Linked DNA regions of Homo sapiens: region 1 is linked to region 2. Evidence: read pairs that join two places in POLR2A ChIA-PET (ENCODE). Cell type or tissue: CD4-positive, alpha-beta T cell. All regions are shown on one strand. Links, peaks and the distances in the headings refer to the core of each region. The heading gives the core; the rest is flanking DNA.

Region 1 (8,642 bases), core at 147-8,146, 170 kb after region 2:
CGAGGATAATAATATCTGACACACACACTACCTGAGTTGTTGAAGCACTGAACATAAAACTTTGAGAAACAAAAGAGCAGAATTTTGTAAAAGCCAAGCACTTACTATCCCACATCTCCCAGCAGGGGTGGGGGGCTCACCAGCAGGGGCCAGAACTGTTAATGTTCTTAACTGGAAGGTGGACTTGGCATCCAGCCACCACCACTTCTACCAGCATTAGGCCTTTGTGGTGCCCTGGGTTCCTTCCTTCGCTTGGTCCAAAAGTGAGGACATGACATTATCTGAAGTTTCCCAGACTCTTACTCTTTGATAACAGTTGCATTGCAGACTCATATCAATGAGTCAGTATGGTATATGTATGTTTGACTTGGAAACATCTTCTATGTGCCCGGCCCCTGCTGTAGAGGCTGAACGGGCTTCTGGGTATTCTGGCCTGGCTTCTGCTATAAGCAGAGCGAGACATCGAGGCAGGTGAAGGCAGGCAATTCAACCACTCCTAGGAGTGGGCAGCAGTCCATTGCAGCAGGTGTGCTCAGGTGGTCTGGGTTCCACCCTGGGGTTTCCGACATGGGGAATGAGGAAGTAGTGAGGCCTGGAAGGATGGGGAAGTAGAGCAGAAGTCAGCTGGACTGGTGACTTGTATCCAGATTTGGGGGGACTAGACCAACATAAAGACTTGGAGTCCTTCTGGGATCTCAATGACCCACGCTCTCCTTGTTCCTCACCCTGCCATACTCACATCGAGAGAATTCCTGAATCACTGGGGAGGCGAAGCCACGATCTTCTGTGAGTAACTAGTTATGTATTTACCTAGATCATCAGTATCTTTATTGGAACCTAACACAATTTCTCCTGTAACAATTTCTGTCCACTCCCTCATCATCTTCCTTCAGTCAATCTGCTCAGTCACTATGCTCTATATCCAAGTGGTCTTTAATTAAAATTTCAATTTTCTTCCGTTGAAAATTGGCATAGCCCCAGTGTTCAGTCTGACATATAGTATGTGTTTGATAAATGCCGGCTGAAGAGTAAATTGTTGAGTTACAAAAAAATTATTAGGATAAACAATGACGTTCCTTTAGTCACCTATCAGAGACTTATCTAAAGCAATTCCATATCTTCTACAGCTTTTTTCTTTTATTGGTTCATTTATAGGTGACTTAACTGTGACAGCATCACACTTTTAAGCCACGGATTGAATATTCAAGATCCTATTCACAAAAGGTTTTTGAGATAGTATCGTCTAATAGCCTCTGCCGCGAACCAGACATGAGCGCTAATCAGCTGAGAATGGCTAACAATTATCCAGCATTTATTATGTGCCATGAGCTGTGTTAAGCATTTTAAAGGATTATCTCATTTAATCCTCACAAAATCTATGAAACAGGTACTACTAGAGTTACTATCCATACTTAGTACAGGAAGACACTGGGGACAGGAGAGACTAAGCAACTTGCCCCAGGTCACCCAGTGGTCTGGTTCCACAGCCTGCAGGCTACCTTGAGGCCTTAACTGTCAACTGAGGCAGCTGGCCAGGCAGGTGTGTGCTCTGAATCCTTTTTACCTCTAAAATCCCGAGGCCTGGATATTATTTATACACAAAGACCTGTGGCAGGTTTGATAGGGTTGGGAGAGGTGGGGAGGAAGGCCTTGCCTTTAGAGATATTATCATTTAAGTTGGGGTCAGGGACCTCTTTGAAAACCTAATGAAAGTTTTGGGTTCTTGTCCTCAAAAAAGACAAAAGGGCACATACACAGAATTTTGCAGACATCTTCAAGGAGCTCACAGACCCCTAAACCTGCAGGCTCATCAACAGCTAAGCCACCTCTGAACTCTTCATTCCCTGTGAAGGAAGCGCTGGGGGCCCTGGAGGCTAGGCGCCTGGCTCTCAGGGAAAGTGACTGCCTAACGCAACACAATAGGCACATTACAGCCCTTGCCTTAGAGGGAGATTAGGGTATCTGCCTAGCACTAGAAAGAAGAAGAGGAAAAAATCCCTGGGGAGCAAGTTAGTCTCTCTGAGTAATGCAGAGGTTTAACTGAAACAATGAAACAAAACAAAACAAAACAAAACAAAACAAAACAAAACAAAACCCTCCAGTATAGTAAACAGAGCCAGCAGACCAAGGCATCTTTACCAGCTAGACAAATCAGAGCTCAAAGGAAAATACTATTTCTTTGCTATTATTAGACTGTCTCTCTCCATTTCCGGATTTGGAGGACTGTAGAGGGGCCACAGGAGGGTGTTCCCTCCCTCGCCTCCCAAATAAAAGCCCTTTGCTATAATTTAATCCATCCCGGTAAACCTGCCGCTTATCTTACCCTAAGCAGAAAGAAATGACCAAAGAGAGGGAGGGAGCTGTAAATATACCTAAAACGAATAAGCTCAAATTCTCAAATTCCTGGTAGGGGGTTGGAGGGAGAATTCTTCTGAACCATATTTGTAGGATTTAACGGTCCCTCCTTCCCCGACGGATCAGGAGTGGATGGATTCTCCAGGATTCATGCCACATTAGCAGAAGCATCCATAACCACAGTATCTGACTTATTAAGAAAGTCATGGCATTTTTTTGAATGACCCAGTATGGTTCACCCAGCATTATATACCATTCAAGGGCCCCGAAGGCCTGAGCCCAGAGTAAGGCATGTAAACATCTTCGTTTGATTTTATTTTCTCATGAGTTTTTTTTTGATTAAAGAATTGGGATGCTTTTTAGAAAGCTATATATCCTGCCTCCTTCCTGTGTACACAATAGGAAACTGAGGCTCAAAGGCACTGACTCCCATGCAGTAATCCTCTCACTAGCACGGCCAGGGCGTCTCAAAGAGCAGGTCTGCGGGAGGATCTGAGGGATGATTTTTTAAGAGTGTCTTCCTGAAGAGGAACATCAGCCCCCAACCCCTGAGAAGCTTACTCCCCAGACACCATCTGTCAGGGCACTCAAAGTTTAGCCTACGACCTTCCAGACGCAGAGGCCGGAGGCAGAGGCTGGAGCTCAGAGGGTCACCTGCTCCCACCGCGGAGATGCCCAGCTGGGCGCTGCCCGGCCTCCCCCGCCGCCCCCGACGGGCCGCGTCCGCTGCCAGGGCGGCCCAGCCCCTCACCCAGGGGCGGCCGCCGCCAGAGCCACCCCCTCCCCGTCCAGGCCCGCAGCCCTCTGGGCAGGCCTTTCTGGGGCTGCCGCACCGTGCCACGGATGCCTTGCTACGTGACCTTGGGGCCGGCAGGGCGGGTCGCCGCCAGGTGTCTGTGCCTCAGTGTCTCCGTTCTGCGAAATGGGAGAGCCGCGTCAGCGCCGCGCCCGGGCCGGGGAAGGCTCCGCGGGGCCGAGCTCTGCGGAAAACGTGCCGGCGGCTACCCCGACGGACGCAGCGCGGGCCCCGCAGGGAGCGAGCGCGCCTCCGGGCGCCCCACCTCGGGGCCGCGTGTGTGCCGGGCCGGGCGTGAGAGCAGCCTCCCTCGCACGGACGGCGGCGAGGCCCGTAGCCCTCCCCCACCGCCCGGGTCAAGACGCGCGGGCCCCCTCCAGGGCGCCCCCACCCCCCGCGCCAACGTCGTAGCGTTTCTGCCCCTTACCGAGATCCCAGGCCGGGCCGCCGAGCCCGGGACACGCAGGCCGTCCCCGGGGCCCCGAGGCCGCGCGTCCGTGCGCGCGCGGGCCGCCCTCACAGGAGCCGGGGCCGCCTCGGCCATGGCCCTGCGCTGTCCGGCCCGGGCCCCCGGAGTCGCCGCCGCTACTGCCGCCGCCGCTACTGCGCGCGGCCCCACGCAGGCCCGGCCGCCCGGCGCTCTCCGCAGGCGGCGCCGGCCCAGCCCTGTCTTCCCCGCCGGGGCTCGCGCGCGGCCGTCGGGCCCCGGCCTGCTCGGGGCGCGCGGGGCGAGCGGGCGCGGGGTCGCGGAGCCCGAGCGGCGGCGTCGGAGCTGGGCGCGCGGCTGTGCGGGCGGCCCGGCCGGCTGCGTCCCGGCGGCGAGCTGGGCCCCGGCCCTCAACGGCGGCCCCCGGCCCGCGCGCCGCCCCTCTGCGGCCGCGGCTGGGACCCCAGCTCCGGCCCCGGCCCCGGCTGCGAGCTGCGCTGCCGTCCCGGCGCCTCTTTAGCAGGGGAGCTGCACAGCAGCTGCCATGTTGCTACAAACTGCATCCTGGGAGGCATGTCCCTCTCAGGCCGTTTAAAGAGAAACACTCCGAGGCTCGTCGGAGGCTGCCGGAACCCAGACAGCTCCATCTACAGCCGGTAGGAGCGAACAGTGTCGAGCGAGCCGCCCGGCGGCGACGGACACGCCCTGAGCCCGGGCCAGCCCGTCGTGGAGCCCGGGCCGAACCGCCGGGGCCTCCCACCCTCCAGGACCCTCCGGCCTCTCACCTGGGGTCCTCGCCTGCCCAGGCACCCTCGGGCGAGGCCGGGAGGCGCGCGGGCGGAGGCGCAGTCGGAGCGCGCAGCCCAGGCGACGTGCTGGGGTCTGGAGGCGGCTTGATTGGCTCCGACAGCCTTCCTCCCGCCGATCCCCTGCGCCTCTCACACCCAGAACCCGGGGTCGTTCCCTTTCAAAACCTGCGCTCACAAAGGGATCTAAGAAACCCGTCACACCAGAGAAAGCCCGGAGTTCATGTGACCAGCTCAGTGCAGCCCGGGTTCCAGGGACGCGGGCTGTGCTTCCAAGGGGAGCCAGGGGGTTGGGTGCTTTTGTGAAATGCCCGAGTGTTGTTTTCGACATGAAAGGACCGAATTCCTAGAATCAGACCCTGCTGGGGCTGGAAGTGGCCAGACGGGTCATTTAGGAGGAAACTGAGGCCGAGTGGGCAGCGACTTGTTTACCCTCAGTCACAGTATGAATGAATGCTCTTTGTAACCATGAGAAGTCCCAAAAGAAATGCAGGAGCTTAGAGTTGAGAACTCCCCTTCCTGGACAGGTCCACTTAAACATGTATTAATTGAATACCTACGAGGTGGCGAGAACTGGGGATGAATTGAAAAGGAAAAAAAAAGAAGAAACTATAGGCAGGCGTCCTGGTTACTAGCGATGAAGCCCAACTGGAACTAACTTAAGTGAGGGAAGACGGCGGGGGGGAGCAGAGGACATTGTGTTTACCTAATGGAACCCCAGGAGTGGAGCTGGTCTTGGAAGGCAACAGGACTCAGTATGCTGGCAGCTCAGATAATGGAAAGTTATGGCCAGACGTGGTGGCTCATGCCTGTAATCCCAGCACTTTGGGAGGCTGAGGTGGGCAGATCACGAGGTCAAGAGATCGAGACCAACCTGGCTAACGTGATGAAACCCTGTCTCTACTAAAAATACCAAAATTAGCTGGACGTGGTGGCGCGGCCCTGTAGTCCCAGCTACTTGGGAGGCTGAGGCAGGAGAATCTCTTGAACCCGGGAGGCAGAGGTTGCAGTGAGCCGAGATCGCCCCACTGCACTCCAGCCTAGGGGACAGATCAAGACTCCGTCTCAAAAAACAAAAAAAAGGAAAGTTACAGATAGAGGTAAGGCCAGAGCTATGCATCCTGTCCCCTCCCTTCCCGGAGGCTAGAGTTCTCACCCAGGTCTTTATGCATTAACTAACATGTGTGCATTCGTAAACAATGCACACTACTGGTTTTGGTATTTTTACATTTTATGTGAATGATATTATCCAGTCCCTATCCTGTTGCAACTTGCTTTTTTCCATGGGTCATTTTGTTTTTGAGATACAGACATGTTTAAACAAGAATATCTGGTTCATTCATTTTACCCACAATATAGTATTTCATTGAATACATAAACTACAGTTTACGTTCCATTCCCCCTAGAGGAATGAGAACAAACCTGCTGCCAGCGACATCTGCATGCATGTCTCATTGTGCACTGCTAAAGTGCGTCTCTAGAGACGCCTAGACATGGGACTCTGGATGGCAAGAGCACCTTCATCTTTCCCCGGCTTCCCGAACTGCTCACTGAAGGGATGGTGCCTACTTACACACCCACTATCGTGTGATTTTCTCTTTCCCCATCCTGGCTCATACTTACTGATAATGGACTCAGAACGTTTGCCGACATGATGACTGTGAAATGGTAGCTCATTATTTTAATTTGTATTTGTATTTCCCTGATTAATGAAGTTGGACATCTTTTCATGTTTACTGACATTTGGTTTCTTCCTCTGTGAATTTCCTCTTCATATCATTTGCCAATGTTTCTGTTGTGAGATCTTTTTCTTATTGGCTTATAGGTATTTCATTAAAAATCTATTCTGGATCTTAATCATATCACCAAACATTTAATGTGATTACTAATACGATTGCATTTAAATCTACCATCTTACTAGTTATTTTCTGTGTGTTCCAGGTGTTCAGTGATACCTCTCTCTCTCTCTCTCTCTCTCCCCAACTGCCTGCTTTGAGGTTGAGGTTTTTTTTTTTAATTCTATTTTTATATTAGTATTCTATTTCTTAGTAATTTCTATTTTTCACCATTCTCTTACTAGTTACATATAATTTTAAATGGTTGTCCTCAGTTTTACAATATACATCTTTAATTTTCTAACAGTCTACATAAATTATGCCACTTCACATATGGTGTGATAACCTTACAACAGGTTATCCCTACCATCTTTTATACTGTTGTTAGCATACATTTTATGTTTATGTATATAATCTCCACAATACCTTGTTAGATGGGCAGATGGCAAATATCTTCTCCCAGCCTGTCTTTTAACATGTTTCATGGTAAGTGTTGCACAAACATTAAAATTATTTAAAGTATTATTTATATGCAGTGTAATGCACAGATTTCAAGTTTATGGCTTTTCTAGCTTTGACAAATGCAAAGACTTAAGTACTCCATACCTGCCATCAAGATATAAAACATTTCAGTCGGGCATGGTGGCTCATGCCTGTAATCCTAGCACTTTGGGAGGCCGAGGCAGGTGGATCACCTGAGGTCAGGAGTTCGAGACCAGCCTGGCCAACATGGTGAAACCCCATCTCTACTAAAAATACAAAAACTAGCTGGGCATGGTGGCGGGCGCCTGTAGTCCCAGCTACTCTGGAGGCTGAGGCAGGAGAATTGCTTGAACCTGGGAGGTGGAGGTTGCAGTGAGCCGAGATCATGCCACTGCTCTCCAGACTGGGCAAGAGAGCAAAAAGTGTCTCAAAAAAAAAAAAAAAAAAAAAAGATATAAAGCATTTCATTACTGAAGAAAGTTCCTTATGTTTTTTTTCAGTCTTTGAGTTCTGATGAATCCATGCATCTGTGTTCTGCCATGGTAGATTACTTTTGCCTTTTCATAGAAATGGAATCATACATATACACTCTTCTGTATGTAGGTTCCTTTAGTCAGCATACTGTTTTTGAGATTCAGTCATGCTGTTGCATTTTCAGTAGTTCAGTCCTTTGTGTTTCTCAGTAGTACATATTTCATTTCATAAAATGACATGCTTAATATGAATTTACTCCTATAATTGTGTATACTCTTGGTTTATTTTCCCCTCACAAGATTACCAACTATATATTTGCACATTAATACTGAATATTGTGTAATCAGCTGCAGATTTTTGTTATGAATTTATCACAATAGGAATTGTTTCAAAAACAGTATTAAATTGTTAGCAAAAAGTGTTTTGTATTTTCTTCAGTAAATGGTTCTTCTTTTTAAAAACATTTTGTATATTATTTTATTATTTCTTTCTGATTACTGCATTGTGGTTTTAAAGAGTAGCCTGAGTAAAATAGGTTATTTGGAATTTGTTGTGATTTGCTTTGCAATCTATTTTTGTAAATATTCCATGTATACTTGAAAAGAACAAAATCTCTAATTATTTGGATAAGACTAGTTGAATATGCTTTTGAAATTTTCTATATCCTAATTTTTGTTTATCAATTACAGAGAGAAGTATGTAGAAATCTCCCATTGCGATTTTTCCTTTTTTTCTTTGTAATTCTGCCGTTTTTTGCATTATGTATTTTGAGTCCACGTTGTTAGAAACATAGAACCTCATTTTTTTCATAACATTGTGATCTTATTTATCCTAGTAATGCTTTTTGCATTAAAGCCTGTTTTGTCCAGTAATATTAATGCTCCAGCTTTCTTTTGGTTAATGTTTGCTGGTATGTCTTTTTCTGTCCAGTGAGTTACTTTGAACTATTTTGTGCCCTCAAGTTTTAGGTCTATCGCTTGCAAACATCATGTGACAGGATGTCAAGCATCATTTTGCCTGTGTCTGGGAATTGAGGCTAAGGCTCAATACTAAGGACAAAAGATGTGAGGAACCCCGCATTTTAACTTCATGTGGCCAAAAGGAGTTGAGACAGTCACTCACAGAGCTGACCAGGAGGTACCACCTCAGGACTGGCCCACCACTGACACCCTCCCCGCTATACACAGAAAAAGAAGACTTCAAGAGAGGGAGATTGTTGGCTATTCCTTCCCTTTCTACCACATGAGAGTCTTGGTCTCCTTTTGTGGGAGCCCAGGACATGGCTCATGAGCCTTTTCAGTCTCCATGTTCCACTGTAGGGAAGAAGAGGAGGCCTTTGATATGTGTCTCCTGAAGTGTGTGGATGTACTGAATCATGGAAACAGACAGTATTTCATGTCGATTTCTGAAGAAGTAACTCATCAGAGTAGGGCTTAAGGCAACATAGGGGGCAGGCGGGGCTATTC
Region 2 (8,642 bases), core at 320-8,319:
AATCAGGACTGAGTGACCGTGCAAGGCAGTGCCTGTGTGGCAGGGCTCAGTGAGCAGGACCCCTGCAATGTGCTGTGAGCACTGTGGGGAGATAGGGCCCGGGCTGAGGCTGGAAGCCAGGACTGGGCCGAGTGACCTGGGGGACAGGGTGGTGAGGTCCACTTGGAAACCAACATAGACTCCTTTGCCAGGTGGTGGTGTGGCCATCAAGACAGAGGCACAGTCTGAAGACGAGATGACGCCTGAGCGGCTCTTTCTGGGGGTGTCCCGAGGCCAGACCGAGTGTAGAATCCCCCGAGGGCCCAGGAACAGGCCTGGGGGCCCCAGCCGTCATCAGGCCCAGGGCATGCCCAGGGTGCGGGCAGGGGAGCCACGGCCACCGGGGGCCAGTGGGGAGACGCCCCGAGTCCTCTCCCGCAGGCGGCAGCGGGCATTCCCCTGCCCCGACTGCGGGCAGAGCTTCCGCCTGAAGATCAATCTGACGATTCATCAGCGGACCCATGTGGAGGAGGGGCGGCAGGAGGCCCCCGGCCGCTCGCCCACCAGCTGCGGGGACAGCCAGGCCATGCTGGAGCCGGGGGAGGTGGTGGTACCCGGCCCTGTCATCCGCTGGCTCCCCGAGGAGCCTGAGGGTCGCCGCTCCGTGGCAGGGGGCCGTGCCTTGGTGGGGCGGCGGCCTGCAGCCAGCAAGATGTACCACTGCAGCGAGTGCCTGCGCTTCTTCCAGCAGCGCAAGAGCCTGCTGCTGCACCAGCGCCTGCACACCGGCAATGGCCAGGGCTGGCCCGCCTGCCCCTACTGCGGCAAGGCCTTCCGCCGGCCCTCGGACCTCTTCCGGCACCAGCGCATCCACACCGGTGAGCGGCCCTACCAGTGCCCCCAGTGTGGCCGGACCTTCAACCGCAACCACCACCTGGCCGTGCACATGCAGACCCACGCCCGAGGCCAGGTGGGCCCACACTTCCCTGCCGCCCCCGCCCGCCACGGGAGCCTGCCCCTGCCCTGGCCCAGCCGGAAGGAGGAGGGCTGACCTGGCAGGAGCCCACAGAGGACCCCTGGCGGGGTCTCTCCCCTGTGCCTGACGCAGGTTCTTCCTTTTCCTGGGATGGAGAGAGGTTTGTTGTTTTTACCCATTCAAATGGGAAGCTAGCTGCCCTTCTGGTGACATTGTGTGTGACCGGGTGCTTTCTGTTTCCTGTTTGCACTCTTCGCTGCCTTTTCTGCATTCCTGACTTCTAAAAGATGCCTTAAGGCTTAAGGGATGCCATATTTTTGATAAGGCCTCTGGTAGGTACCACAGCCAAGAGGACCAGAGATCATGGCCCTTCCAGTATGGGGGCGATAGAGACATCGGGGACCTGGGATTTTTGTTTTGTGCAGAGATCTCCTGCCTGCTGTCACCATGAGAAACAGTGGAGTGGAGTGGATGGATGGCCTGACTTGAAGAAAGGGCCCTGGAAAGTTTTCTACTTTGCTATTTTGAAATTTTTTTCCCTTCTTATAGAGACTTTGAAATACTTTTGTAAATGTGTGTAGTTGTTAATGGAACTTTGCCTTTTGCAAAGTCGGAAAGAGTCGGCTTTTCCATGTGAGGCTCGCAGAGCTGAAAGGGGAGCTACGTCCACCAGCCTGTGGGTCTTTTGGTTTTTTTTTTGTTGTTGTTGTTGTTTTTTTAAGATGGAGTTTCACTCTTGTTGCCCAGGCTGGAGTGCAATGGTACAATCTCCGCTCACTGCAACCTCCGCCTCTCGGGTTCAGGTGATTCTCCTGCCTCAGCCTCCTGAGTAGCTGGGATTACAGGCGCCCACCACCACTCCCGGCTAATTTTTGTATTTTTAGTAGAGACAGGGTTTCATCATGTTGTCCAGACTGGTCTCGAACTCCTGATGTTAGGTGACCCGCACACCTCGGCCTCCTGAAGTGCTGGGATTACAGGCGTGAGCCACCACTCTTGGCCCAGCCTGTGGGTTTTGATGGGGATGTCTTGGCTGCTGTCTTGGAGGCACAGTGTCTCCCCATGTGTGTGTTTCTTGGCCCAGAGTGACTCCCAGTATTCCTAGTCCTTCCCCACAGGATAGTCACATCCATTATTTACTTTTGTTGTCAGCTGGGAGGGGAAACTGAAGCCTGGACACGTCTCCCCAAGGGCTCAGTGTTCATGGGTGTGTAAGATCCATTGACTGGACCCCAGAAAGCACCCTGAGGGGCAGTGCAGAGAGAGCCCAGGAAGCCCCTCCACTAGAGGAGGCCCTTGGTCTGGCTGAGGACCACGTCCACCCTGGGCCTCCAGGCCTGCTTTTCACATTAAAGGCGGGGCAGTCTCCTCTCAAAGGAGTTCTCCCTTGAGCACTTTGGGCTCTGGGGCAGAGTTGGGCTAGGAGATCTGGGTGAATCCTTTAGTCACAGCTAGTCTCATGTTCCTCTTCTGTCAAAGGGGTCATGGCCCCAGTGTGTCCTACCTCAGAGTTGTCAGGGTCAAAGTAACAGGCACTGGGACAAATATGAAGCCTAGCTTTGTGCTTCCTTTCAAATTCAGGGCCTCCTTTCTACTCCATTCCAGCCTTTTTTTCCTGTCAGAATCCCTCAGGAAGGACCTTTATCTTCTGGAGTGAGTGGCAGTTCCACTGGGTTCAGTGAAAGAGTCGCCCATGGGGCTCTGTTCCCCAGGAGTCCTTTGTATTTTGGTGAACAAATTCTTACCAAAGCATGAGATTCGGACTGTAGAAGTTCAGACTGCCTCAGTTCAGACTGCCTCATGGGGCAGTCTGGAGGTCAGCTGGCTTCTGGTGTCTCTCATCACACCACTGCGGACGCTGTCTGTAGAGCAGCCTTGGTGTGGGTGACTCTGAAGCTGGAGTGATGGGACCCCAGCTATCCTTGTTTTTTACCGCCTTGTCTGGCACTGTGACCACGCTTCAGGGCTGCTTCTGGGGGTCTTGGTCCCTGGATGTGCCATTTCCTTGCCCTTCTGACCCTCACACTTCTTCCAAAGTCTTGAGCAGAGTTGGGGGCCAATGGTAGCATTGCTGTCATCTCTGGGAGGAGAGTGAGTATACAAGTCAGTGACAGTTCAGCCAGGCTCCCTTGGGTTTGGGAAGAGGCACTGCCCTTCTGTGCTGTGGATCCTGCTTGTCTGCTCTGGAGTCCCCCCACCCTTGCCAGGAGCTTCACAAACCAGAGACGGGCTGTCAGCAAGAGCTCAGACAGGATGTGGTGCAAGTGCAGGTGCACGAGTTTAACCCTCAGCTGCAGGAGCTAGTCTCAGGTGTTCTGGGGATGCCTCAGGCTAAGAATTTTGCCGACTTTCTGGGCTTGGTTGGCTAATGCCAAATGCCCCTGCTTAAATATCACAAGGTGCTGATTCTCCTTTTTTCTTTTTTTCATACCAATGTGCTCAAACTTTGAGCTAGGTCTTGTGAGTTTGCCTAGCACTCAGACCTGTTTAAGTAACGTTCTTTACATTGAAACAAGTCAACCGAAGCTTTGTGGTGCAGGAGCTGAGGGTGCCCCAGACTCAGTGGGAGCCCTGGTTGGGCCCCAAACTCTCCCAGCAGGGTCCTCGGTTTCCTCATTTGTGAAATAAATGAGTGGGCCACGACGTTAATAAGCCCAAGAGAACTGTGAAGGTGGTAGTCCCTTGCCCTAATTGGTGCTCAATAAAGTTGTTGGCATAAACGAGTGCGTGCGCTTGATCTGGTTTCTGCTCTCTGGGAGGTGAGTGGCCGTGCGGGGCGGTGGCAGCTGGCGACACCTGCGGGCTGTTGGGCACCAGCCCGGGGCGGGCGCTCGCACCTGTCGGGCGTGCACAAAGGCCCGGCGCACGCTGTGGGGGCGGGGCCTCCCGGGTTGGCCAATGAAAAGCTGGCACTGGGTCGGAGGCGCCAGCCAAGTGGGGGGCGGAGCTTCCACCACCGGCCAATGGGGATCTGGCTTCGGGATGTGGGCGGGGTCCACCCGGTCGCAACCCGTTGAGTCTCTGCACAGCTGCCGCGCTGACGCGTTTTCCGCGTGTCCCGAGCCCCGGCGGCCCCGCGAGCTCGGTCCGTGCGGGGAAAGCAGGGCTGACGCCGTCTGCGGAGAGGACTGCGCAGCCGGGCTTGTGTGGGGCCGCGCGTAACGGCAGCGGCTACTCCCTGCCCAGGCCGGCCAGCACAGGGCCATGGCCGAGGCGGCTGCGCCTCCGGTAAGGGCGACCCTCATGGAGGCTTGGGGACGTGGAGCCGAGTCCTGAATTCGCCAGGAGGATGTTCCACCCCCCACCATCTCCGGCGACCTCCTGGAACTGGGGAGGGCTCAGCCCGGGTGGCAGGAGGAGGACAAGGACTCCTAAGGCCACACGATAAACGCCCTTCTCGCTCTCCGTTTCCTTGCCTGTGGAATAAGGTGATTGGCAAACACAAGATTTGGAGGTTCCCTCCAGCCCTGATATCCACTGGACCCGGCTCTGGGGGGACAGTGGACTGTGGACGTCTTCATTCCAGACTCTCCAAGATTCCTCTTTCTGGACCCGCCTTTTGGCACCGCCCCCAAGTCGACCATCTCAAAGATCCACCCCTCCCTCCAAGCTGAGACCAGTGCCATGGCCTGGGGAGGGATGTCCGCTGCAGTCTGCTGGAGCCAGAGTCTGGCTCCTGGCTGTGAGGTGGGCTCTAGACTTGAGCTCTGATTCCAGTCAGGAGGATTCTGATGCCTGCCCACTCTTTCTAAAATTCCCTGACAAGTCCTTCTGGCTGCTGCTGAGGGGATCTGCATTGTGAGGACTTTTGGTTAGGGGCTTCAGGCTCAGGCTTGACCTAGGCCATTGCTGGCCTGCATAAGAACTGTTGAGATTTTCATAGGTTTTTAAAGGTAGAGGGGCCATCTCCTAGTATAAATAGCTTTGCAGTGGTTTTGGATCCATTCCCGGGTGGCACATTTGTGGCAGGGCATTGCAGGGAGGTGAGGATGTTTGCCCCTAATCTGTGAAGACGGTGCTGCCTCCTCTGAGCTCCACTTCATTGTATCAGACAGAGGCCAGACTTGAGGATGAATAGCCATGCTGTGTGGGGAAGGAAAGGGCCAGGTATCTGGTGTCTGGTACCTGGTATGTGTGGGACGCTTTGCTGAGTACGTTTATTGGGGAGGTCTCTGAGAAACTCAGTTGCACAGAATTGGATTAATCACAGTCTTTGGTTCATAACACATTCAGATCACTGGTCCATAGCCTTTATATTTGTTTTTAAGAATATAACAGGTGCTAATGTCATACACCATGAGTGCTTTTTCATATCTTCAGTGCATTTCATCCACACAGCCACCTTAGGAGTGAAGGAAGTTAGGATGTCCCCATAAGTGAGAAAACAGAACCTTGGATAAGTAATGTGGCTTGACCTCAGGTTGTGCAGGATTCAGATGGCAGGAGAGGCACTGAGTCAAGTTCTAGGTGAGTTCCATTTCCAGGAGCACTCCCTTTATACCTCAACTGTTCCCTGCTGAGGCATTCCTGGATTTTAAATTTTATTTCTAGCAATACACAATATATTTTCCACCTCCTGTGAACAGGGTATTCCTTGTAATGTTTCTTTGTTCTTTCCTTTTCTGCTTTCAACTTTCTCTGGCCCCTGTTGCCTGGCAGCTAGGAGGGTGGAGACCACCCTGGGGCTGGTTGACAAGGCACCTGGATCATGGGGATGTGGTATCAGGCGGGGCAGGAAGTCACACCAGTAGATGTCAGGGTGGATGGGCCTTAGAAATCACCAAGGCAGAACAACAGGCCTTTCTCCCCTTGAGCCCACTAAGGGGTGTGGGCTTGTTCTAGAAGAAGGTGAGGAGTCAGATTGCTGCCTGGGTGTGTGTGCACTGGACCCCAGGTCCCCTGGCAGGTGTTCTGGACTTGGGCTTCTCACCATTTCTTGGCTCCTGCTGCTGGCCGTGTTCCCTAGTTGGTTGAGTAATTGGCTGAGTAAATAGAGCCAGTGAGTGGTAGAGCTGGGATCCACTCTCTGTTCATTTATGATGGTAATGTTAGTTATGTCATTTTCCGTTGCCCCGGCTCTTGGTTCAGGATTCTTCTCGTGGGGGCTTTGTGCGGTCCAGTGTCTGCTGTCTTTGACTATTAGGTGGGGTCTGTTTGGGGGTCTGACCAGTGAGGCCGCCTGGCACTCAGAAGACGTCTCCCCCATTCCGGAGAATCCTGACCTTCCTGTATTTGGGAATGGCTCTGGGCTGCTCTCCTTCTGGTGGCTGACTTGCGAACTTGTGTCTGGTTGCAGGACTGGCATTGCGGACTGACCTCCAGGGAGAGGCCCAGATCTGATCTGCAGAGATCTCCCTTCCGGCTATCGTGGCTGCTGTTCAGGTGGTGGAGAAGAAGATGGAACCCCAGGCTGCCTGGCTACAGAGCCTGGAGGGATGCATGTGGACAGCCAAGAAGAAGCTGGCTGACTGCGAGAAGGTGGCTGTGGAGTTCGGGAACCAGCTGGAGGCAAGTGGGCCGTGCTGGGGACCCTGCTGCAGGAGTACGGGCTGCTGCAGAGGTGGCTGGGGAACGTGGAGAACCTGCTGTGCAACAGGAACTTCTGGATCCTGCAGTTGCCCCCGGGCAGCAAGGGGGAGGCCCCCAAGGTACAGGAGCTGGGTGTAGGAGGAGAGGCCCTGCCTGGACTCTGTAGGGTGGCCATATGCATAGCGTCGCCACAGCAGCATACCCTTGGCTGCTGAAGCCTGACCTCTGGGCGTCCAAGGCAGTCACTAGTTGACTTTAAAGGGCTTGAAAAATGTCAGAAGAAAATTGTGACACAGAAAAATGTCTGCTTTGGAAGATGGAATGGGGTTTGTTGGGAGAGATATGGTTGTGCAGCAGTGGTTGTACATGGTCTCTGAGAGTGAGGACTGGCACAAGTAGGAGATATGTGTGCCTGGGAGAGGGGAGAACCCAGGAGCCCCGATCCTAGATCCCATTAGTCACTGGTTCTGCCCTTTAGCTGAAGGCAGTGTGATGGAGTTGAGTTTGCATTTGCTTAGTAGTTTGGCCTGCGATGCCCTCTGCTTCGGGGGAAGGGAGAGGGGACGAGTTGGTTTTGGCTGCTCCGTGAAATGGTTGTTATTCATGGTGGGTGCAGGCAACTTGTACTTCCAGGTGCCTGTGACTCCTGAAGACACGGTCGGGTATTTCTCAGAGCAGCAGGGTGGCGGCCTGGAGGACTCATAGAAGGAGTTCTGCAAATGTGTTGTGAAGGGGAGCTGCGACACCCTGAGCTTCCTGGGTGAGAGGCTGGCCTCTGGGGGCCTCCACACCTTGGTTTTACTCCTTTATTCAATCACATGAGACTCCTGAATCTCAGAGCAGGAAGCATGTGGAGATCATTTCTTCAGCCCTCTGTCTTCAGGCAGGTAGAAGGTATCTGTCATTCTCATTTTGAAGTTTTATGTAATGAAATGCAGAGGTTATGTGACTTGTTCCAGATTTCTTGGAGTAAATAAACTGGAATCTGCTCCTCGCTGTCCTGCCCTTCGCGTGGTGCCAGAGGCAGCTCCTGCGTGCACACCTGTGGCTCACCAGCCTATCTGCTCCTGGGGAGCTGGGGCCTCCCCTGGTTTACATCTGCATCTCTAGGACTCCCACGCTGCACTCTGCACACTGAGTTCTCAGGAGATTCCTGCTGAGCAAAGAAGGATGAATTGTAGGCCTGCTTTTTTTTTTTTTTTTTTTGAGACGGAGTTTTGCTCTTGTTTCCCAGGCTGGAGTGCAATGGCGTGATCTCAGTCACCACACCCTCCGCCTCCCGGGTTCAAGTGATTCTCCTGCCTCAGTTTCCTGAGTAGCTGGGACTACAGGCATGGGCCACCACACCCGGCTCATTTTATATTTTTAGTAGAGACGGGGTTTCTCTATGTTGGTCAGGCTGGCCGCGAACTCCCAACCTCAGGCGATCCTCCCGTCTCGGTCTCCTAAAGTGCTGGGATTACAGGAGTGAGCCACCAGGCTTGGCCAGGCCTGCTTTTAAGGATGCCCCAGGTCCAGAAAATCAGGGCCAGGCCTGGGAAGTTCGCTCCTTCAGGCAGGTGTGCGTCTTCGTGTGAGACTTGATCAGACCTGGGTTTTTGTAGCTACCCCACTCCGAAGCTCTCCTGCGTGAACCTGGAATTCTCACTGCTTTGGGCAGGTGAGCAGTTGGCTTTTTGTCCAGTCTCTCCCCTTGTTGGGAGGCTGAGGCCCAGAACACAGTGCCTTCCCTCTCTTTGCCTGGCTGCAGAGGTTCCTCCTTCAGAAAAGGGTCCCAGTGTGCTGTGGGAGGCAGGGTGAGGAGGCTGTCCGGCCTCAGGCGAGGAAGGAGAAGCACGTGGAAGGAAGGGCAGCAGGAAGCCTGAGCCTGACTGCCATGGATGGCCAGACCCACTCTTGGGCCTCAGTTTCCTCATCTGTCTGGACTAGGTGACTTGTCTATGTGGGCAGTGGATGGGAACCCTTCCTCTTGGCCTCATGGCACTCACTTCTAGCCCACGAAAACTGAGAGGCCTTGCCCACCCTACTCTCCATGCCCCTCAACACACGCCTTGAAGAGGCTGCTCCAAGCCTAGCAGAACACCCTCCCTTTCCAGGCCTGCAGAGGACAGCCCTGCCACTGCCCTTTTCCTCCCCACAGGCCAGGCCACCACCAAGC

The links. Peaks named below come from ENCODE experiments on the same cell type or tissue, not always from the same donor. Only the 100,000 strongest peaks of a DNase experiment are listed, where the experiment ranks them.
Region 1: POLR2A ChIA-PET joins it to region 2 with 23 read pairs; 8 of 35 experiments call an interaction of 5 or more read pairs at or near these places.

The regions. Positions count from the first base shown.
Region 1 is chr7:149,456,452-149,465,093 of GRCh38, forward strand. It overlaps ZNF777 (zinc finger protein 777), which reads right to left and starts at 4,611. Exons shown (of 6, transcript NM_015694.3): 1 at 4,364-4,611. RefSeq lists silencers at 3,272-3,631, 3,642-3,721, 4,012-4,081, 4,252-4,591. In CD4-positive, alpha-beta T cell, for the core only: a CTCF peak has its summit at 4,262; a DNase peak (open chromatin) is centred at 4,200; H3K4me3 peaks cover 1,054 bases; H3K27ac peaks cover 448 bases.
Region 2 is chr7:149,281,314-149,289,955 of GRCh38, forward strand. It overlaps ZNF783 (zinc finger protein 783), which reads left to right. Exons shown (of 6, transcript NM_001195220.2): 6 at 192-3,675. The coding sequence ends at 1,030. It also overlaps the pseudogene LOC155060. Among named protein-coding and RNA genes, the nearest start is that of ZNF783, 23 kb to the left of the region's middle. RefSeq lists an enhancer at 120-656 and silencers at 3,670-4,019, 4,120-4,297. In CD4-positive, alpha-beta T cell, for the core only: a CTCF peak has its summit at 3,701; DNase peaks (open chromatin) are centred at 3,198 and 3,898; H3K4me3 peaks cover 1,756 bases; H3K27ac peaks cover 1,355 bases.